Regions from separate parts of the Homo sapiens genome. Here region 2 is linked to region 1. A link is an interaction called in ENCODE POLR2A ChIA-PET data of the cell type or tissue named here. Cell type or tissue: B cell. All regions are shown on one strand. Each heading gives the region's core, and the rest is flanking DNA. Links, peaks and the distances in the headings are about the cores only.

Region 1 (11,832 bases), core at 2,114-10,113:
CTTAGGCCACTAATATGGCAAATGGCTCTGTGCTTGCTTAGTAGAACTGTTTTGCCAGTTATCTTCTGTGATTGGTGACTTCGAATATTGAAGTTTCTTCCCATTCCTGGCAACCCTTCTACCTTGTGGGAATTTGATAGATACTTTGTGCATCCAGGGTAGTGATCAGGGCCTAATGAGAGAAGAGTTGAGATATGACAATTTGGTTGTACAAAACAAGATATAATCCTGAAAATTTTTTTCCTGGGTATATATTTGGGAAGTGACTGGGGCCAAGGCCTAGGAGGGGGAACAAGGCATACCTGTCAGGCTTGATCAGTATTTCTTTCCCTCTCTTTAGCCTTGGCCTCCATTAAATACCTGAGAAGGATCAAGTCTTATTTTTCTCAAGTTGTGTGTTTAGATAAGGTTCCTGATCTTACTTTCGTGATCTAATCTGCCTTCCCTCCAACCCATGATCCATTTCCTTTTTTTTCTTTTCTTTTTTTTTTGAGACGGAGTCTTGCTCTGTTGCCCAGGCTGGAGTGCAGTGGCATGACTTTGGCTCACTGCAACCTCCATCTCCTGGGTTCAAGAGATTCTCCTGCCTCAGCCACCCAAGTAGCTGGGACTACAGGTGTGCGCCGCCACGCCCGGCTAATTTTTATATTTTTTTTAGTAGAGATGAGGTTTCACCATGTTGGCCAGGCTGGTCTTGAACTCCTGACCTCGGGTGATCTGCCTGCTTCAGCCTCCCAAAGTGCTGGGATTACAAGCGTGAGGCACTGCGCCTGGCTGATCCATTTATTTTTTCAGATTCTCAGCCTGGATGTTTGATGAAGCTCACCAAGAGCCTCTTTTATCTGTTGTAATTTTTAACTGAGGTTGACTAATCTATGGTATAGAGTTGGAGGGTGAGGGTCAAGGTAACAGTCAATCTGGGCATCATTAGTTAAGTCGTACAAATCTTTGCTATTTTCAAGGGTTTTAAGTGAGCTAAACTCCTCTCCAAACATCCTTGTAGATACTTGTGGGAGACTGACTAATTCCTTTACAAAGAAGAAAAGTCACATAACTTCTTTGCCTTTTAATTTTCTTTTTCTCCAACATGAAAATATCAGCAATATTAGAAAGAGGCACATGGAGTTTGCGTGTGGTGGCTCATGCCTGTAATCCCAGCACTTTGAGAGGCTGAGGCAGGTGGATCATTTGAGGTCAGGAATTTGAGACCAGCCTGGCCAATATGGTGAAACCTTGTCTCTACTAAAAATAGAAAAAATAGCCGGGCGTGTTGGCGGGAGCCTGTAATCCCAGCTACTTGGGAGGCTGAGGCAGGAGAATCACTTGAACCTGGGAGGTGGAGGTTACAGTGAGCTGAGATCACGCCATTGCACTCCAGCCTGGGTGACAAAGCAAGACTCTGTCTAAAAAAAAAGAAAAAAAAAAAGAAATATGTAAATGGAAAAGAACAAACCCCCCTCCCAGGTTCCTTATTCCCCTTGGTGCCTGGGCCATTGTAGATCTAGCATATGCTTGGTGGGGACATCTGCCATTTGCTTTAGGGTTACACTACATCTTTCTACTTTGAGTGCTTGAAGAGTTGCTCCAGCAGGGCCTGATGTGGGCCTGGTGAAAATCTAGCCTAGTTGCCTTTCTGTCTGCCATAGCCTGGGCATTTTCCTAAGGTTGGGAGTTTTTTTCCTTCTGGTCTTAGGCCAGTTGCCAGAGGAAACCGATGACTAAAGGCTTCCTCCCTGCAACGTCAACTTCTGGAACCTTTCCTGATGATTCCTACCAGTCAAGTCTGCCTTATTTGGCTATTTTCTCCCCCCTCAAGTTACTCCCTCTCCTTGCCACCCCACCTCAACTAGTCCTCTGTTCTCCTTTAGTACAGGGAATGCCTTCTTCAAGTTTATACAATACCACCTGCAAACTTCTTTTCTTCTTGTTTAGAGTCCTAATATGGGGGAGGAGTGGGGAAGGAGAGAGGAAGATGGGAGAGCTCTGGAATGACTGTGATTTCTCCACCCTGCTTTCTTATCTCCCTTTATCCTCTTGGCACTGCCTGGTCACTCCTCTACAGCTTCTTACCTAGATCTCTGACAGCCTAGGAGTGGTCTCGATTGGCCTAAAGAGGTTCAGAGTGTGGGGGTGGGATGGGGCTAGGGCTTTCAGCATTTGAAACTATTTCTTTGGAGCAGGTAAAGCCTTCCAGTTGGTAAGTCTAGTTCTTTAAGTATGCCTGTTGTATGCCTAGCCTTCTCACTTGGCTTTCCTGGGTGGGCTGAGTCTAAGTTCCCTCTACCTCCCCTTCCCAGTCCTGAGCTGTCTAACTTTAGGTTAGAAGAGCTGAGCTTTTGACACTTACAGCTTGGGGCACTTGTCTGGGTGTCTTTAAAAATACCTTTTAGTAAAAAATGGTACAATGGAAAGAAGAGTGAGATATTTGGTTTTTAATCTCTGCCTGTGTGACCTTGGGCAAGTCACTTTTATGAGGCTTAATTTTCTTATCTACAAAATAGAGACATTGGCTTTTTCTGACATTCTGATTATTTGTGCCCAGTCTTTAAGAGGCTAGGAAAGGGGTCTTGGAAAGCGTGTAGCAGAGCAGAGTGGTGACTTTTCGGAGAAGCTTCCTTTTCCCATTTAGAATGGCATTGAGTGTGTCATTTTCTCCTCTGGCTATCAACATGTAAGCAGCCCCCTCTATTTCAGTGAGCTCTGCTCTGGGATATACTGAATCTACCTACCAGAGAGCTCACTGTGGAGATTCTGGCTTGGAGAGACAACTGTTGACTACATGCCTTGGGTGGGGTCTTGGAGTCCAGCCTGCAGACTACAGTTGCTGGCTATTTTTGGTCATCTGTGACTCAGGAAGAATAGAAGACCCTTGGATTGGTCATTGTTCCATCAGGGAAAGGGAAGACAAAGAAACAAGCTAAAACTGAGGACATATGAGATTTCACTTCCTTTACTCCCTCCCCCACAACATCCCTTTTTGTAGGGCTATGAAATTGCTTTTGACTGAGTCTTAAATTGCTAAGCTCCCTTTCCCCTTCCTCTATCTGAATCATTGTTGACTATGTTGCCCTTGGACGGGGAGAGCTAGGTGATATGGGCTTGGGTGGAGCAAAAGGGAGAATTTCTAGTCAGGAAGATTGCCACACACCTAGTGTTGGGCTTTCAACTGATCCTGTATTTTGTAAATATGGTTTCCTTTGGTATTAGTCCTGGAGATCAAAGGAGAGGGACTTCTGAATTTTCTGTGAGGGCCTACAAGGCTGATAGGGAATAAGCAAGTTTATGGGAAAGGTGTACCCTTCACTGGATCTGTTTTTACCCATCCTCTACTTCTTCCTCCTTTTCGTCCTTCTCACTGACACTTTATCCAGTGCTTGCTTGTGAAACAAGGATCCCACATTGGATCTCAGCCACCTAAGAGTTGGCCATGAACATAAACCTTACCTGCTCTGAGCCCCCTGGAGAAAGCACAAGAAGTCTTGGCATCTGTTTTCCTTCCTTTAGAAACAAGTTCCTTGGGCATCCTTGGGCAGTTTAACCAGAGAAGCCTTAGTTGGGTAGTGCTGGGCAGTGCTGTTAGGGGGAAGATTCTTCTCCAGCATTGAGCTGGAATGGCCTGTGGGCTATGCAGGAGCTTGCTGCTGGAAGCAGCTGCCTTGCTGGAAGCTTCTCATTCTTCCTAGGTACCTCACATGGGTTGTTAGCGATGCCAGTTGTAGGTGGTGGATCAAAATGGCTGTTGGTTTGGGAAGGTAGGCAAGCAGGTGGAGGAAGAAGGAATGTAGAGTCAAATGGAAGAAGAGTGGTTCTTTTTTTATATTTCCCCTTTTTTTAAAACTCAGCATGGCATATGACAAAGTTTAGCAAATAGAGAGAGAAATTGTGTATAAATTCATCATTTTAACATGGCAATAATTATTTGTATTTCTTGTCGTATCTCATATATGTACCTTAGTTTTTGGTGGTGCAATCATAGTGTACATAAAAAAGTTCTCCTTCTTTCCCCCTACTTAACACATCACTAAAAACTTAGATAAATGCTATTTAATTTTAAGAAATGAACATTCTAATGGCCATGTAAAATTCTATTCAAAGGCTATGCCATAATTTAAAACCATTCTCCTTTGGGGGAGCATTTAGATTACTCCCAGCATTTGCTAGTATAGATACATTCCCATGAATGTGAAAAGAGAAAATTGAAACCTCTTAGCATAGCATATAGGGAGGTCCCTTTGGTACCTCACCCCATTCTAGCTTCCTCTCCCAACTCAGCTCCCATTTATTCCCACATGTATGCTATGTGGTAGCTTTGTGGGCCCAAGGTTTCCCAAGTCCAAGTAAGCTATACCCGTCCTTTTTCTTTTTTTCATCCAGCTTTTTCAGGTTGAATTTGTTTTGTTTTGTTTTGTTTTTTTGAGACAGAGTCTCACTCTGTTGCCCAGGCTGGAGTGCAGTGGTCCAATCTTGGCTCACTGCAACCTCCACCTCCTGGGTTCAAGCGATTCTTGTGCCTCAGCCTCCCTAGCAGCTGGGATTACAGGGATGTGCCACCAAACCTGGCTAATTTTTGTATTTTTTTAGTAGAGAAAGGGTTTTACCATGTTGGCCAGGCTGGTCTTGAACTCCTGGCCTAAAGTGATCCACCCACCTCAGCCTCCCAAAGTGCTGGGATTACAGGTATGAGCCACTGCACCTGGCCATGATTTTTTTTTTAACTGTGGAAAGCAATGCCATACCTCTTCTTTCTGCTTTAGCCTATGTTCTTTCCTTCAGCTTGAAATTTCAGGTGCCTCTTCTTCATCTCCCCCCCACTCCATGTCACTTCCATTGGAAACTTTCTTTATTACTCCCAGATAGTATTGTACTATCTTCTATGTGCCCACTGTACTTTGTAAGAACTTCTGTTATGTTATTTACCATGCAGAATTGCAGCCATCTGGGCTCCTAGGCTTGCTCTTTCATTAAACGTGTGCATTTGGAAGCTTCTAGCTCTTCCTGTCTCAAGAAGGGGCCATTCTCCAGGTGGAGGTGGTTAGGAATGGACAAACCTTTGAGGAGCATTTGGTCAGTAATATACATGGTGAGGGAGAAGCAGTAGCAATGAATGCAGGGGATCCAACAGTGTTGGATGAGCACCTGGTAGGGCATACTAACCACTAGTAATAGAGAAAATACACCTTGGAGAAGGGACAGGTGTATTAGCACCTATGGGGAAGAGAGGCCTGAGTGTAAGTACAGAGAAAGCCTAGCTGGCCTTGAGTCACCAGTGCAAATTCTGAAACCATTCCAGATTTTAGTTCCCCATCTGTGGAATGGAAAGAGTAATAGCAACCTACTTTTTAGGGTTATGCTGAGGATTCATTCAGTGCACTAATGCATCTGCAAGTGGTCTGTGAGGTGTGAGGCACAAAGGAAGGAAGGTAGGCCCAGGACACTCCAGTATGTTTGTTCCAGTTGGCCTTTTAAAGTTCTGTGCTATATGTGATTCCAATCAAGCCTCTGAACCCAGAATGCCAGATGCTACAGTTTCTCTGAACCCCACATAGGTGCCCCTACAGCCAGTTTTTTATTTTTTTTTTAAGTAGGAAGTATGCAGGGAAGTACCATCTCCTCACTCATTTGAGCAGCCTGACTCCAACTGGCCCTAGCACAGCCCTACTCAAGAATGACCACAAGTGCCTGGGGAGGGAGGGGCCACCATCACCTTAGCTCTTTAGTATAAAATAAGTGGTTTAGAGTAGAGGGTTTCTTAACATCCCTTTAGCTATAGGTAGAAGTGTAGAAGCTGCAGTGAAACTGAGCACCTTTCAGGTCTTCTGGTCTGAAGCCTGCCATGTACTGTGGGAAGGACAGATCTTCATGTCTGTCACTAACTGTATACTCTTTAGAGGCCTGCCCATCTCATCTGTCTTAGGAAAACAGTTCATGAAGAACCATCTAAGCCAAATTCAAGGTCTTTGAGTGGAGAATCTCAATTAATTGCTTTTTGTTTTCACCACATACTACCCATGGCTTCTTTTGTTGTTTTTATTGTTGTTGTTGGGACCCTTGGCTTCTTGCTGCTGCCTTGGCCATTTGCATACCCCCATTCCACCCCAGGACTTTATGTTTTGTAAGGAAGCAAATTACCTGAGCCAGTGGAAGATCTACTGGTCACCTATAAATCAACACGAAGAAGGGACTTGCTCAAGGTCATGTATTGAGGCAGAAGCAGAAACTGGTATTGAAGGCAAGACTCTCAGGAGTGTGTTCTTTCCATTATGTCAGTCTAGCCCACTAGTGTGTAAGCTTCATGAGAACAGAGATGGTTTCTCACCACCCATTATATCCCCGGTACCCAACACAATGATGCCTGGCATAAAGTAGATTCTCAACAAATATTTATTGAATAGATATGTTAATAGCTACTATTTTCATGTTGGAACTGTCTTCTTTAGATTCCTTTAGCTAGATCTACCAGATAGCCAAACAACAATTCCATTGATCCACTGGAAACTACCTAATGTGGACCCAGCTGGGCCCTGGCAGAATGGAACAGGGTAGCACCGGGGAATGGGAAGGCATTGTCTCTCTTGTGCACCTTGGAGAGACTGTTTATCTGTGAGTGGCCAGCATGTTCATAGCCATTTCTGCTCCCTTTTCCCATATCTTCACATAATACAGTAGTGTTCGTGTCAAGTGGGAATATTCAAATCAAAACTTTTTGTGGATTCTAACAGGCAGCCATGCAAACATTTCTGTCCACCTTTGTGAAGTAGCCCAAAGTTTGGCTGTACAGTACATATTTGAGACATTACTCAATTTTTAATTTTTTTGTGTTTGTGCTGCTCATTATGGCATGGCCAGCAGGCAGGGCTGCATTGCATAATTTAATCCTGAGAGGTTTGTGCACCTGAGGTTTAGGGATTTGGTTGGCCCCTGTGCTGAGGCCTAGGAAGAGACAGGCATAGACCAGGGAGGATAGCAAGGAAGTCCTGGCGATCATAATGTTGGGGCATCCAGTGGATATCCACTCTTGCTATTGCTACTGTTGCCGCCGCCGCCACCACCACCACCACCACCACCACCACCACCACCACCACCACCACCACCCAGGCTGCTTTAGGGCCCAGAGCTGCTTATCTTTGCAGACTTGGTATTTTTTGGCCAAGGTAGACTAATTTTGGGGGCAGTAGGAGATATTTTCCTCCCATCCACTCCTGAGAAAAGGGTAGGGCCAGCATTTGAGAGGTGTAGGTTTATGCTTACTAGGTAAGGTTGACTGTCCTAAAATAGAGAGAGCTTCTGAAGTTCACCTAGTCTTTAAAGGACTTTTCCCATCTGTTTTTTTAGTCCTGAGCCATATAAGGAAAGTTAACAGACACAATCTCTGCTGTGTGGTGGAACAGATTTAAATAAATACAGACTTTGTTTTACAATTTTGGATTAATTTTTCATTATGAAACTAAACATGTTTGTTGTAAGAAATGAAACAGCATTGAAAAATATAAAGCCTCCTGTCTTCTGCCCCTGACTGTATTCTCCAGAGACAACCATCATTAACCAGTTAGTTATGTGAACATAAACTCTTTTTTTTCTTTCTTTCTTTTTCTTTTTTTTTTTTTTTTGAGATGGAGTCTTGCTCTGTTGCCCAGGCTGGAGTGCAGTGATGCGATCTTGGCTCACTGCAACCTCCGCCTCCCAGGTTCAAGTGATTCTCATGCCTCAGTCTCCCGAGTAGCTGGGGTTATAGGTGCCTGCCACCATGTCCAGCTAATTTTTTCTATTTTTAGTAGAAATGTGGTCTTGCCATGTTGGCCAGCCTGGTCTTGAACTCCTGACCTCAGGTGATCCACCTGCCTCGGCCTCCCAAAGTGCGGGGATTACAGGCATGAGCCACTGCGCCCAGCCCATAGACTCTTTTTTCATGCATTTGTATATATATGCCTTTAAATGCACAGATAGTACAAATCCGTATTGTTCTGCTTTTTTAACTTAGTATGTGCTGGCCATCTTTTAATGTCAAATCCGATTTTAAAGTCTACAGGGGCTCATTAATAAGCAAATCAGCAAATAGGTAGAACACTTTTTAAACATTAAAATCTTTTTTTTCTTTTTTTTTTTTGAGGCAGAGTTTTGCTCTTTTTGCCCAGGCTGGAGTGCAATGGCGCGATCTCGGCTCACTGCAACCTCTGCCTCCCGGGTTCAAGCTATTCTCCTGCCTCGGCCTCCCGAGTAACTGGGATTACAGGCACATGCCACCACGCCAGACTAATTTTGTATTTTTAGTAGAGATGGGGTTTCATCATGTTGGTCAGGCTGGTCTCGAACTCCTGACCTCCAGTAATCCACCCGCCTCGGCCTCCCAAAGTGCTGGGATTATAAGCGTAAGCCACTGTGCCTGGCCAAAAAAGCTTTTTTATATAGAGACAGCGTCTCACTCTGTTACCCAGGCCGGAGTGCAGTGGTGTGATCATAGCACACTGTAACCTCCAACTCTTGGGCTTAAGCAGTCCTCCTGTCTCAGCCCCCTGAGTGGCTAAGACTACAGGTGCATTCTACCATGCCCAGTTATTTTTCTATTTTTTGTATGGACAGGGTACTAGCTATGTTGCCCAGGCTAGTCTTGAGCTCCTGGGCTCAAGCAATCCTATCACCTCAGCCTCCCAAAGTGTTGGGATTAAAGGCGTGAGCCACCAATGCCTGGATGAATTGGTGGAACACTTAAAATCTACACAAATAAAGGGGCCATACTCTTCATTAAGTGGAAAATAAAGAAGTTGTAATGAGGATTTGTCTGTCTGAGAGGGAAGGTTTTCTGAAGATGTGATATGTGAACCCTTCTGTTGCGATGAAAGATGATGGTAGCTGCTCCCCTTTCTATGCTCAGTAGGCCCCACCTATAGAGATTGCTTTAGATCCTGTGTCTAAATGAGCTCAGTGGAGTGATTAGTGGTAGGATAAACTTATTTTCTATGCTTAGCATGGTCCCCTTCCTGTTTTGTGGTTTTGCCAGCTTGGGGTGGTTTGATTCCAGACAGTACCTGACTGAGAATCCTGCACCTCAGAAGACCTCTGGCTGTTGGAGCTGTCTGAGGTGAAGGAAAGAAACTTTGTGAGTGTACATATGTGTGTGTTTGTGATAGGCACATGCTTTTCCAATGTTCTCCACAGAAGAGCAGTGGAGGCTGGTCCGATGGTAGTGGGTTACCGATGGTACTGGGTTGTCAGAACTTGTTAACATTAGCATCACTGAAGTTTTTGTTTTTGTTTTTGTTTTTTTGAGACAGAGTCTTGCTCTGTCACCCAGGTTGGAGTGCAGTGGTATGATCTTGGCTCACGGTAGCCTCCACCTTCCAGGTTCAAGCAGTTCTCATGCCTCAGCCTCCCAAGTATAGGCGTGCACCACTGTGCCTGGCCAATTTTAATATTTTTAGTAGAGACAGGTTTTTGCCGTGTTGGCCAGGCTGGTCTTGAACTGTTGGCTTCAAGCAATCTTCCTGCCTTGACCTCCCAAAGTGTTGGGATTGCAGGCGTGAGCCACCACGCCTCAGCCACTGAAGTGGGTGTACAACCCCCCACTGCTAAATTTGACTGGCTTAAAAACAAACAAACAAACAAACAAAGAAGAGCTGTGGAAGGGCCTGTCAATTATCAGAGAAGCTAGATTAGAATCCCCTTCCTAACAACATACACATCAGGAATCTTGTCCAGGTGGTAGGAAAGTGGAATTTTGCAGAGCACTCAGCTGTAGGTGAGCCACCAGTTGAATAATTGAGGAAGATAGTGATTTGTGAAATACAAATATTTTGAAAGAAAAATTCTAGCCTAGTGGTCACTGGTCCTGGTCTTAGAAGCTTTCTAACTTGAGAGTATTGATTATGTTGAAGGAACCAGGCCACTAGAGGAGAAGCAGAATTACCAGAAATGCTGGCTCTATTCTGCCCACTCATGGCAGGCCCCACCTTTCTCTTGCCTTTTTATTCCCAGACTTCCACAGTTGGTGGGGCAGAGTTCTGCTTGCCCAGCCTTTAATCCTGGAACCTCTGCTACCAGAGGTTGACCCTGACTGGGCTAGGCCCACAGGCCACTGCAGGCATTATTCCCTTCCCCTTCAGACAAACAGGAAGCTGCCTGCACACTCTTAGTGATTGGCACTTTCAGGAGCTTTGTGAGGCAGGGAGTTTGAGATCAGGTTCCAAAAGGAAAAGGAAATGACATTTTAAATAATTTTTTGGGCTACTTGAGAAGGTGTGGATCCAAAGTATCTCCAGGCATTTATTGTAGGCCAGGCTTGCAGGAATATCTGTGTTTCCATACTTACTTGCTGTTTGACCTTGGAGAAATCCCTTAACCTCCCTGAGCCTCCACTTCTCCCGTTGGTAAAGTGGGAATGATTATGTGTTAACCTCAGAATTGGTGGGAAACTTGGATAAGTTAGCAGTGGAAGGCTCTGAAATGTTAGCTCGTAGAAAATCAAGTGTTCAGGATTCAGGTGCTCAGAGAAGTTTAAATCATGTTTTAATAGTCTCTGTTGACAAAAGCAGTAGAGTATATCAGTAGATGAAAGACTTTCAGCTCACCACTAAGAATAGTTATGATCCTTAAACGGGTGAGCCTCAGTTATCAGAAAATGTTCACTTCTGTGATACAGCTCATTTATAGACCATTTAGGACCAATGAGGCATTGCCATATAATCATCTCTCAACCATCCATAATAAAACTCTCTTCTCGGCCAGGCGTGGTGGCTCATGCCTATAATCCCAGCACTTTGGGAGGCTGAGGCGGGTGGATCACGAGGTCAGGAGTTTGAGACCAGCCTGACCAACATGGTGAAACCCCGTCTCTACTAAAAATACTAAAAAAATTAGCTGGGTGTGGTGGCGAGTGCTTATAATCCCAGCTACTCAGGAGGCTGAGGCAGGAGAATCGCTTGAATCTGGGAGGCAGAGGTTGCAGTGAGCTGAGATTGAGCCACTGCACTCCAGCCTGGGTGACAGAGCGAGACTCTCTCAAAAAACAAACAAACACACAAACAAACAAACAAAAAAATCCCCTCTCTTCTCAGCTACCTGTGGACTGCCTGTTCTAAATAATGTGAGCTCAGGGAATACAGGCTCTTCTGATAATCCAAATAACACATAATTAGTTATGCAAACGTGTCCTAAAAGTTTCCAGGGTGAAGTGGTTAGGTTGCTGTTGCTGAGTAATCCATAGAGTATTACTCTTATGTTGATGTGGGTAACTGACCTTAACTATAAGGAAAATGGTGAACTTTGCACTCTGGAGCAAGGAAAGTGATAGGCTTCTACTTCTCAGGTCATTTGTGCCTTCACTGACCATCCCTCCAGCTGTGAACTCAGGTAGAGGCAGCATATTTATGAGAATCGGATTAGAAAGGAGGCAATCCTTCAAAGATCGGAGGTTGAGAAGACATGTTTGAGTGTGCCCTGCATGGACTTTTATTCCAGGGAGAGTCGAGTAGTTCTCCCTTCATCACACTCTACTGAGATTGTCCTTTGGCAAGAAGAACCAAGCTTAAAGAAAATCTTAAAAGAGCCATTAGGAACCTCTTGGGGCAAGTTCTTCTGGAACCTCTAGCTGCTTAACATCCCAGAAAAAGAAATTCTAGGGTTAGGAAGCTGGAAAGGATTTATAATTTTAGGGGATAGCTGCCCATTTTCCAAATAGTTTTCTGTTTAAAATAGCCAAGTCAGATGCGAATTGAAGGAATCTCTTGACAGGTTGGCTGGCATTGCCCTGTAATTTTTTTCCAGTGTCCAAGTAATGATAATTCTCTATATTTGTAACAAGTTTCATAGTTGTAAAACTCTTTTTTATTGTTATTACTA
Region 2 (11,832 bases), core at 969-8,968, 170 kb after region 1:
CCTTAGGACACAGCTCTTTTGCCTTCAGCCAGAAGTGATTTATCATGATAAGCCTGGGCAGGTGGCTTGTTTGGTACAGTGTAGACAGATCCAGGCCAAAGAGCTTATGATAATTCTCTTCCTGTGGTGAATATACCATGGAACTTTCTAAGGGTAAGGTAGGGTTTCTCTGCAGGGTCCAGTACAGCAGGGACTTTCTTTTTCTTTAGTCTTTTCTTCACTCTAAGTTTTGTGAGTAGAAGTTGGGCGAGATGAAGTTAGGACACAGAGAGTTGGCAGTCCCCCAAAATACACCGGAAGAGTTAGATGGCAGTGAGAGGGATACTAGGAGTAGGGGAGCACTGTGGGGACAGAGGCAGAGGCTGGGAACACCAAGGTAAGAAGAGCAGGGAGGGTGTGGTATAGTATGAAATATATTTGGTCTTTCTCCCTAGTTACTGTCATAGAGCTCCTAAAACCTCTGGATTTTCTGAATGATAGGAGCATTTTTTATTATGCATAATAAGCCCATTTGATACATCCTGAGTTTATGCTAATGAGGTTACTTAGGGTGGGGCCTCTAGGTAGCCTCAGGATGGCACCAGTCACTGGAAAAACCAAGCAATTAGAGGATTAGAGGGTTGAAACTTTCAGCCCCACCTACAGTTCTCTGGGAATGGGGGTGGTTAGAGACCAAGCTCTATGAAAACTGTTGAACAGTAAGATTTGATGAGTTTCTGGGTAGCTGAACACGTGTGGAGTTGCTGGAAGGGTGGTGTGTCCAGGTAAGGCATGGAAGATCCACCCCCATCCCCACTTGCCTTGTCCATTTCTTCTTCTATATCCTTTATAATAAGCTGGAAATTGTAAGAGTTTTCCTGAATTCTGTGAGCCATCCTAGCAAACTGATCAAACCAAAGGAAGAGGTTGTGGGAACCTCAGTTTGTAGCCAGTCTGTCAGAAGTACAGGTCACAACCTGAGACTTGTAATTGATGTCTGAAGTAGGGGGCAGTCTTGTGGGACTGAGCTCTTAAACTGTGGGATCTGACACTATCTACGTGGAGATAGTAATTGACTTACAGGACACCTAGCTGGTGTCTGCTGGAGAACTGTTTGGTGTAAGAAACCCCCACCCCCCAACATCTGATCACAGAAATGTGCTGTGAGTGTGTTGAGCAGAGTAGAGAGAAAAAAATTGTTTTTCCCTTTCAGAGAGGGGCTGGATCAAAGGGCCCGTATACTGTTTCTGTGTCTCTAGGATCCACACAGAGCCTGGCATCAAGGACTCAGCCCTTACCTCTCTCCAATACACTGGGTAGTTTGCTCTTGTGCTTCAAAATAAATTTAAATTGCTTGTCCTCAGGCACCTGACTCAGAGATGTGGGGTCAAGGTAGCCCTGAGTGGTCCTGGAGGTGATTGGCTGGGGCACATGGCACAGGTTTGTTTGGGCAATGTTGTATGAGCTCTCATGGCCTAGAAAGGAAAAAAAAAAACCACTTACACCTTTGCCCCAGCAGAAGGGTACCCATTCCTTGGCTACCCACTGTCACCTGATGTCTTCCTTACCCCATTCAAACATTAGTGACAGGTTCTCTTTAGGGAAGAAGTGGCTGAGAGATTTTCCTTCATTTTCCAGCCCTGATCAATGAGTAGCATGTACTAGGAGAGCTGTATGGAGAAGGATTCTGAGGATGTGTACAGACTCAGAGATAAACAGTATTATGACTAATTTCAGATGTTTGTCATGGGTATAAGACATGGGAACTCATGCTATATGTCTGTCATTTTGCATCTAAGGGCCTAAAAATGATCTTTACAAAACATAGATGGTAAGGCTATGCTGGCACTGAATTCCTTGTGTATCTGGAGGCATACGAATTAACCTTTCTTGGCCCAAGGTTCCCTTTCAGAACCTTGGAGATATCATCAGTCAGGTAATGTCAATCTCTAAGAAATACCTCAGTGGACTCTAGCTATGGAGATGCAAAACAGAGAGCACTGAGACAAATATTTTCATGGGGTCCCAGAACAAAGGCTAAAGTAGCTGGGATTAGTTAGCTTAGTTTAGAGAACTTTAAGGAAAGAGAGTTTGTTTTGCTGTTCTCTTGCCCTGCCTCAATTTTCCTTCCATGGACACTGAAAAATATAGCTACCCAGTTGTCCAGCATGTAGCTGATTCAAGGGATTTGTTGAATTTTATTAGTAAATTTTATAATTTTGCCTTCTGGATGAGGAGAGAAAAGTCTAATTTCTCTTCATGTCACTGTTTTTTCAGCAATTTAAATGATTATTCCCCAAACTGTGTTCTGATTATTTTTGTTGCATGAGGTGGCAATAGCAGTAGCCCTCAGGATTCTCAGAGTTAAACAAATTGGGAAATACTGCATTCTGGACTGGTCCCTTTGTTACACATATTAATACATTCATAGATTAGAGAAATCCTACAGTAAAGAAACACATTTCACTTTCTTTTCTTTTTTTTAAATTATACTTTAAGTTCTAGAGTACATGTGCACAACGTGCAAGTTTGTTACATATGTATACATCTGTCATGTTGGTTTGCTGCACCCATTAACTCGTCATTTACATTAGGTATTTCTCCTAATGCTATTATCCCTTCCCCATCCCCCCACCCTACGACAGGACTAAGTGTGTGATGTTCCCCACCCCGTGTCCAAGTGTTCTCATTGTTCAATTCCCACCTATGAGTGAGAACATGCAGTGTTTGGTTTTCTGTCCTTGTGATAGTTTGCTCAGAATGATGATTTCCAGCTTCATCCATGTCCCTACAAAGGACATGAACTCATCCTTTTTTATGGCTGCATAGTATTCCATGGTGTATATGTGCCACATTTTCTTAATCCAGTCTATCATTGATGGACATTTGGGTTGGTTCCAAGTCTTCACTATTGTGAATAGTGCTGCAATAAACATACATGTTCATGTGTTTTTATAGCAGCATGATTTATAATCCTTTGGGTATATACCCAGTAATGGGATGGCTGGGTCAAATGTTATTTCTAATTCTAGATCCTTGAGGAATCGCCACACTGCCTTCCACAATGGTTGAACTAGTTTACAGTCCCACCAACAGTGTAAAAGTGTTCCTATTTCTCCACATCCTCTCCAGCACCTGTTGTTTCCTGACTTTTTAATGATTGCCATTCTAACTGGTGTGAGATGGTATCTCATTGTGGTTTTGATTTGCATTTTTCTGATGGCCAGTGATGGTGAGCATTTTTTCATGTGTTTTTTGGCTGCATAAATGTCTTCTTTTGAGAAGTGTCTGTTCATACCCTTTGCCCACTTCTGATGGGGTGTTTTGATTTTTTTCTTTAAATTTGTTTAAGTTCTTTGTAGATTCTGGATGTTAGCCCTTTGTCAGATGGGTAAAAATTTTCTCCCATTCTGTAGGTTGCCTATTCACTCAGATGGAAGTTTCTTTTGCTGTGCCGAAGCTCTTTAGTTTAATTAGATCCCATTTGTCTATTTTGGCTTTTGTTGCCATTGCTTTTGGTGTTTTAGTCATGAAGTCCTTGCCCATGCCTATATCCTGAATGGTATTGCCTAGGTTTTCTTCTAGAGTTTTTATGGTTTTAGGTCTAACATTTAAGTCTTTAATCCATCGTGAATTAATTTTTGTATAAGGTGTAAGGAAGGAATCCAGTTTCAGCTTTCTACATATGGCTAACCAGTTTTCCCAGCACCACTTATTCAATAGGGAATCCTTTCCCCATTTCTTGTTTTCATCAGGTTTGTCAAAGATCAGATGGTTGTAGATGTGTGGTATTATTTCTGAGGGCTGTGTTCTGTTCCATTGGTCTTTATATCTGTTTTGGTACCAGTACCATGCTGCTTTGGTTACAGTAGGCTTGTAGTTTAGTTTGAAGTCAGATAGTGTGATGCCTCCGCTTTGTTCTTTTTGCTTAGGATTGTCTTGTCAATGCAGGCTGTTTTTGGGTTCCATATGAGCTTTAGAGTAGTTTTTTCCAATTCTGTGAAGAAAGTCATTGGTAGCTCGATGGGGATGGCATTGAATTTATAAATTACCTTGGGCAGTATGGCCATTTTCATGATATTGATTCTTCCTATCCATGAGCATGGAATGTTCTTCCATTTATTTGTGTCCTCTTTTATTTTGTTGTGCAGTGGTTTCTAATTCTCCTTGAAGAGGTCCTTCACATCCGTTGTAAGTTGGATTCCTAGGTATTTTATTCTCTTTGTAGCAATCGTGAGTCGTAGTTCACTCATGATTTCACTCTCTGTCTGTTACTGGTGTATAAGAATGCTTTTGATTTTTTGCATATTGATTTTGCATCCTGAGACTTTGCTGAAGTTGCTTATCAGCTTAATGAGATTTTGGGCTGAGACGATAGGGTTTTCTAAATATACAATTATGTCATCTGCAGAGACTATTTGACTTCCTCTTTTCCTAGTTGAATACCCTTTATTTCTTTCTCTTGCCTGATTGCCCTGGCCAGAACTTCCAACACTATGTTGAAGAGGAGTGCTGAGAGAGGGCATCCCTGTCTTGTGCCAGTTTTCAAAGGGAATGCTTCCAGTTTTTGCCCATTCAGTATGATATTGGCTGTGGGTTTGTCATAAATAGCTCTTATTATTTTGAGATACATCCCATCAATACCTAGTTTATTGAGAGTTTTTAGCATGAAGCGTTGTTGAATTTTGTCGAAGGTCTTTTCTGCATCTATTGAGATAATCATGTGGTTTTTGTCTTTGGTTCTGTGTATGTGATGGATTACATTTATTGATTTGTGTATGTTGAACCAGCCTTGCATCCCAGGGATGAAGCCAACTTGATCATGGTGGATAAGCTTTTTGATGTGCTGCTGGATTCGATTTGCCAGTATTTTACTGTTGTGTCTCTGCCAGATTTTGGTATCAGGATTATGCTGGCCTCATAAAATGAGTTAGGGAGGATTCCCTCTTTATCTATTGATTGGAATAGTTTCAGAAGGAATGGTACCAGTTCCTCTTTGTACCTCTGGTAGAATTCAACTGTGAATCCATCTGGTCCTGGAATTCTTTTAGTTGGTAAGCTATTAATTATTGCCTCAATTTCAGAGCCTGTTATTGGTCTATTCAGCAATTCAACTTCTTCCTGGTTTAGTCTTGGGAGGGTGTATGTGTCCAGGAAATTATCCATTTCTTCTAGATTTTCTGGTTTATTTGTATAGAGGTGTTTATAGTATTCTCTGATGGTAGTTTGTATTTCTGTGGGATCGGTGGTGATATGGTGATATCCCCTTTATCAGTTTTTATTGTGTCTGTTTGATTCTTCTCTCTTTTCTTCTTTATTAGTAGTGGTGTATCAAGTTTGTTGATCTTTTCAAAAAACAGCTCCTGGATTCATTGATTTTTTGAAGGGGTTTTGTGTCTCTATCTCCTTCAGTTCTGCTCTGATCTTAGTTATTTCTTGCCTTCTACTAGCTTTTGAATGTGTTTGCTCTTGCTTCTCTAGTTCTTTTAATTGTGATGTTGGGGTGTCAATTTTAGATCTTTCCTGCTTTCTCTTGTGGGCATTTAGTGCTATAAATTTCCCTCTACACACTGCTTTAAAGGTGTCCCAGAAATTCTGGTACATTGTTTCTTTGTTCTCGTTGGTTTCAAAGAACTTCTTTATTTCTGCCTTCATTTCATTAGGTACCCAGTAGTCATTCAGGAGCAAGTTGTTCAGTTTCCATATAGTTGTGCGGTTTTCAGTGAGTTTCTTAATGCTGAGTTCTAATTTGATTGCACTGTGGTCTGAGAGACAGTTTGTTGTGATTTCTGTTCTTTTATATTTGCTGAGGAGTGCTTTACTTCCAACGATGTGGTCAATTTTGCAACAAGTGCAAGGTGATGTTAAGAAGAATGTATATTCTGATGATTTGGCATGGAGGGTTCTGTAAATGTCTATTAGGTCTGCTTGGTGCAGAGCTGAGTTCAAGTCCCGGATATCCTTATTAACCTTCTGTTTCCTTGATCTGTCTAATATTGACATTGGGGTGTTAAAGCTTCACATTATCATTGTGTGGGGAGTCTAGGTCTCTTTTTAGGTCTCTCAGGACTTGTTTTATCAATCTGTTTGCTCCTGTATTGGGTGTGGGTGCATATATATTTAGGATAGTTAGCACTTCCTGTTGAACTGATTCCTTTACCATTATGTAATGGCCTTATTTGTCTCTTTTGATCTTTGTTGGTTTAAAATTTGTTTTATCAGAGACTAGGACTGCAACCCTTGCTTTTTTTTTGCTTTCCATTTCCTTGGTACATCTTCCTCCATCCCTTTATTTTGAGCCTATGTGTGTCTTTGCACGTGATATGGGTCTCCTGAATACAGCACACTGATGGGTCTTGACTCTTTATCCAATTTGCCAGTCTGTGTCTTTTAATTGGAGTATTTAGCCCATTTACATTTAAGGTTAATATTGTTATGTGTGAATTTGATCCTGTCATTATGATGTTAGCTATTTATCTTGCCTGTTAGTTGATGCAGTGTCTTCCTAGCATAGATGGTCTTTACAATTAGGCATGTTTTTGCAGTGGCTGGTACTGGTTGTTCCTTTCCAGGTTTAGTGCTTCCTTCAGGAGTTCTTGTAAGGCAGGCCTGGTGGTAACAAAATCTCTCAGCATTTGCTTGTCTGTAAAGGATTTTATTTCTTCTTCACTTATGAAGTTTAGTTTGGCTGGTTATGAAATTCTGGGTTGAAAATTCTTTTCTTTAAGAATGTTGAATATTGGCCTCCACTCTCTTCTGGCTTGCAGGGTTTCTGCTGAGAGATCAGCTGTTAGTCTGAGGGGCTTCCCTTTGTGGGTAACCGGACCTTTCTCTCTGGCTGCCCTTAGCATTTTTTCCTTCATTTCAACCTTAGTGAATCTGACAATTATGTGTCTTGGGGTTGCTCTTCTCGAGGAGTATCTTTGTGGTGTTCTCTGTCTTCCCTGAATTTGAATGTTGACCTTCCTTGATAAGTTGGGGGAGTTCTCCTGAGAATATCCTGAAGAGTGTTTTCGAGCTTGGTTCCATTCTCCCCGTCACTTTCTGTTATACCAGTCAAGCATAGATTTGGTCTTTTCACATAATCTCATATTTCTTGGAGGTTTTGTTCATTTCTTTTTACTCTTTTTTCTCTAAACTTATCTTCTCACTTTATTTCATTAATTTGATCTTCAATCACTGATACCCTTTCTTCCACTTGATCGAATCAGCTACTGAAGCTTGTGTAAGCATCATGTAGTTCTTGTGCCGTGGTTTTCAGCTCCATCAGGTCATTTGAGGTCTTCTCTACACTGTTTATTCTAGCTAGCCATTCGTCTAATCTTTTTTTCAAGGTTTTTAGCTTCCTTGCAATGGCTTCAAGCATCCTCTTTTAGCTCGGAGAAGTTTGTTTTTACCGAGTTCCTGAAGCCTACTTCTGTCAACTTGTCAAAGTCATTCTCCATCCTGCTTTGTTCCATTGCTGGTGTGGAGCTGCAATCCTTTGGAGGAGAAGGGGCACTCTGGTTTCTAGAATTTTCAGCTTTTCTGCTCTGGTTTCTCCCCATCTTTGTGGTTTTATCTACCTTTGGTCTTTGATGATGGTGACCTACAGATGGGGTTTTGGTGTGGATGTCCTTTTTGTTGATGTTGATGCTGTTCCTTTCTGTTTGTTAGTTTTGCTTCTAACAGTCATGTCCCTCAGCTGCAGGTCTGTTGGAGTTTGCTGGAGGTCCACTCCAGACCCTGTTTGCCTGGGTATCACTAGCAGAGACTGCAGAACAGCAAATATTGCAGTACAGCAATTATAGCTGCCTGATCCTTCCTCTGGAAGCTTCGTCTCAGAGGGGCACCCAGCTGTATGAGGTGTCAGTCGGCCCCTACTGGGAGGTGTCTCCAAGTTAGGCTACATGGCGGTCAGGGACCAACTTGAGGAGGTGGTCTGTCAGTTCTCAGAGCTCAAACACTGTGCTTGGAGAACCACTTCTCTCTTCAGAGCTGTCAGACAGGGACGTTTAAGTCTGCAGAAGTTTCTCATGCCTTTTGTTCAGCTATGCCCTGCCCCAAGAGGTGGAGTCTACAGAGGCAGGCGGGCCTCCTTGAGCTGCAGTGGGCTCCACCCAGTTCAAGCTTCCCGGCACTTTGTTTACTTACTCAAGCCTCAGCAATGGTGGATGCCCCTCACCAAGCCAGGTTTGCCGCTTCACAGTTTGATGTTGGACCAGCAGTGAGCAAGGCTCCATGGGCATGGGACCTGCTGAGCCAGTCATGGGATATAATCTCCTGGTGTGCCATTTGATAAGACCATTAGAAAAGCACAGTGTTTAGGTGACAGTGTCCCGATTTTCCCAGTACAGTCTGTCATGGCTTCTCTTGGCTAGGAAAGGGAAATCCCTCAACCTTTGCTCTTCCTGGGTGAGGCGAGGACCCTCCCTGCTTCAGCTCACCCTCCATGGGCTGCAGCCACTTTCCGACCAGTCCCAATGAGATGAACCAGGTACCTCAGTTGGAAATGCAGAAATCACTCGTCTTCTGCTTCGATCATGCTGGGAGCTGCAGACCAGAGCTGTTCCTATTCGGCCATCTTGGAACAGACCCCCACATTTCACTTTCTTAAACCAACACTTCCCAATTCACTCGGCCACTGAACAACCCCCTTTTCCCTACAAAATGACAATGAACAGAAACCCATTCTTTGAAAGTTGGCTTAGGAAACACTGCTTTTAAGTAACAATACTATTCAATAAGTCCTTTGGATATGTCTTTCCAATCCCTGCTGCTAAGATATAAATCCAGTTCTCTTTGTCTTGAATTTGCCTTCTTAGTCTATCAAATACCCACTGAGTAAATCACAGATCTCTCTGTATTTCCAGAGTCCTCTGTAACTCCTGTGGCCTCCCCTTCCTGATCTCCTCTCCCATGTTTAAACCAGTGATCCTTGCAGCTAGGGGCACACTGAACATAGATCCCAAGATGCTGAGATCCTCAGGCCAAAATGGAGCCTATTTCAAGCCCTCATAGAACTCAGGAACCTTACTAATGAGTGGGTAAGACAGGCCTCTTTTGATGAATTCACCCGTAGCAAAAAATCACAGGATTGGCCCTAAGGAAAGTCAAGGACAAGGTAATGATATGAAGAGGAGGCAGGTGTAAGCACATCAGGGTGGAGCCTGGCAAGACTGCCTTCTCCTCACCTTTCACAACCAGGAGACGCCATGGTGTTTCCTGAAAAAAGCAGCCATGTTTTCCCCACATCCTTCCCCACGAGGCTCTGTAGACTGTGGGGGTCTTCATGGAGTACACCAAGCCATGGTCACCAAAGAGAATCAGAGTTGAGGCCAGGAACCACTAAGGAAACCAAGGCAGGGTAGGGCAGGACTACTAGAGGGGGGGCTGGGGTAGGAGCAGGGCAATGCTGAAGGGAAACGTCAAGAATAATATGGAGAGGGAGGAGGACTGGTCAATGCAAAGTGTGGGCAGGGTTTGGGAAAACTCTGAATAGGGAGAGCCCAGGCAATATTGAAGAAGGTTGTATTAGTTTCCTAATGCTTCTCTAAAATATCACCACCAACTTAGTGGCTTGAAACAATGCAAATGCATTCTTTTACAGTTCTGGAAAACAGAAGTCTAAAATGGTTCAGCAGAGCTGCATTCCTTCTTGAAGCTCTAGGGGAAAATAAATTTCCTTGCCTTTTCCAGCGTCTATCGAATGTCTACATTCCTTGACTGCTGCCCCCTTCCTTCATCTTCAGAGGCAAAAGTGTAGCATCTTCCAATCTCTCTGCTCCCTTCCTCCCTCTCTGTCTTCCTCTCTCTGCTTACATCTTCACATTACTTTTTTTCTAACTTTGACTCTCTCGTCTCCCTCTTATAAGGACCCTTGTGATTGCACTGGGCCCACCCAGATAATCCAGGATATCCCCTCATCTCAAGATTCTTAACTTAATCACATCTACAAATTCTCTTTTGCCATGTAAAGTAACATTTTCTTGGGCTCTGGAGATTAGGATAAAGATATATTAGGGAGGCAATTATTCTGTCTACTTTAGTAGTGTTGTGTTAGTGCTGAGAGGAAGAGAACTGGGCCAGTGCTGATAGTCAGGGATGTGACAATGTTAAGGAGAAGGACAAATCTAAAGAAAGAGAGGGCAAGGGGTAAGGGCCTAGGGCCTGTATACTGGCAGGTTACGGTCACTGGTGAGTGGAAGCCAGCTGCCATTGTCCAAGGGAAAACATGTCAAATGCTGACTGAAGCATTCTGACCAGAGATCAACTCCATATTGGGTTTTCCCTACCTCTACCAGTATTTCCCAGCCTGTTCCCCATTTACACATGGTTAATACAATCAGCAATCAGCAGGCTTTCTCCACTGACTAACTGTACCCAGCCATAGTCTGTTTTTTTCTGCAAACCTAATTTACAGAAAGCCTTAGTTCCCCCTATGGGCTTGGAGGTCCCAGAGCAAACTCTCTCAGACCTCAAGTGGACCCGAGAATGTTTTACTTTTCCTATTCTGTTTTGTGAAAGCAAATATTAAAGAAGATGTACATTCCCTCAGCAGCTTGCAGTGGATATAAGTGGGTCAGGAGGGTGGTGGAGGGTATGGAAAAGACCAGTCTGGGAATGAAAATCCATCCTTTGCAATCCAAAAGGGGATGCTCTGCAATTAAAACTTAATTGTGTGTCAAGATACATACTCACATACATGAGAGTAGATGCACACAAATGCAGACAGCAACATGTACATGCAGACAGATAGTTTTTAGACATATTCATAGAACTACGCACATATATCTTCCTACAGGGACCCTCTCATGTACTTCCATATGGGTACATATATTCACATACACACAAACAAGCAAGTACTTGTACACATACACACCTAGGCATTCTATTTATACATGCCTCCACACTGATACACCAGCATATAGGCCATGCAAGTGCATTCTTATGTACACATACTTAGATATATATTAGCAAGGATTCACACATATCCATACAGAAGTGTGCACATGCAAACTAACATACCCCTCAAACATATACACACCAGGGCCTCCTACCAGGGTCTATAAACTGCTTTGAGGTCATAAGATAGAGGAAATTGCTGTCTCAGAGACAGGGTTTGGACTTAATCTAGTTGCTTCTTACTGTCTTTGGATGCCACCTCCACATATTACAGGCCTTTCCCAAGGTGCAACTCCAATCATGTCACTCTCCTGCTCAAAAAGCAGTGGCTTTTTATTGTCTGGCAGATCAAGTTCAATCTTCAACCTCATATTCAGATGCCTATCTTGGTTGAGTCATAAAACTCTCTGATCTTGTTCCTCACAACTCTGGAGTATGTAGTAACATTTCAAATCTACTTGCTTTTCCTCACTTTTACTTCTCATACTTCTTCAACTCTATCTCACTACATAAGTTTCTCTCTCCAGTCAGAATGTCCTTCCCTCCCTTTCTCCTGAAGAAATTCTCCCTGTCCTTTGAGGTTCTGCTCAAATGTCACCTCCTCAAGTAAGCTCTCCCTGACCTGCCCTCCCTCTTACTGCTCCTGAGTCAAAGCTCGTTCTGTGTGGACTTGATTTATTTACCTCCCGCCCTTTCCAGAAAGGACCTAAGGAGCACACTTTAGGGTCAGAACTGACCCATGATTTCTCTATCCATCATCCGCCCCAGCCTCTGGCATAGTGCCTAGTGCATCAGAGGCACTTGCTGAACATTGGGCCTAATTTACTGAAACCAGTATCTACTTACAGAAAGTCCCAGCTGATGCACTGCCCTCCCAATGATCTTCTCAGAAGTCCCAGTATTGGTCACAGTTATTAGAATAGTCTGGGTAAAGATAACACACTGGGCATGGTAGGATTAAGACATAAA

What was found. ChIA-PET counts read pairs that join two places held together with the same protein. Peaks named below come from ENCODE experiments on the same cell type or tissue, not always from the same donor. Only the 100,000 strongest peaks of a DNase experiment are listed, where the experiment ranks them.
Region 2: POLR2A ChIA-PET joins it to region 1 with 10 read pairs; 2 of 35 experiments call an interaction of 5 or more read pairs at or near these places.

The regions. Positions count from the first base shown.
Region 1 is chrX:65,676,352-65,688,183 of GRCh38, forward strand. All of the region lies in intron 1 of MSN (moesin), which reads left to right. Among named protein-coding and RNA genes, the nearest start is that of MSN, 15 kb to the left of the region's middle. In B cell, for the core only: no CTCF peak of the experiment used is centred there; a DNase peak (open chromatin) is centred at 2,980; H3K4me3 peaks cover 703 bases; H3K27ac peaks cover 7,372 bases.
Region 2 is chrX:65,848,244-65,860,075 of GRCh38, forward strand. No RefSeq gene overlaps it. Among named protein-coding and RNA genes, the nearest start is that of MIR223HG, 160 kb to the right of the region's middle. In B cell, for the core only: no CTCF peak of the experiment used is centred there; no DNase peak of the experiment used is centred there.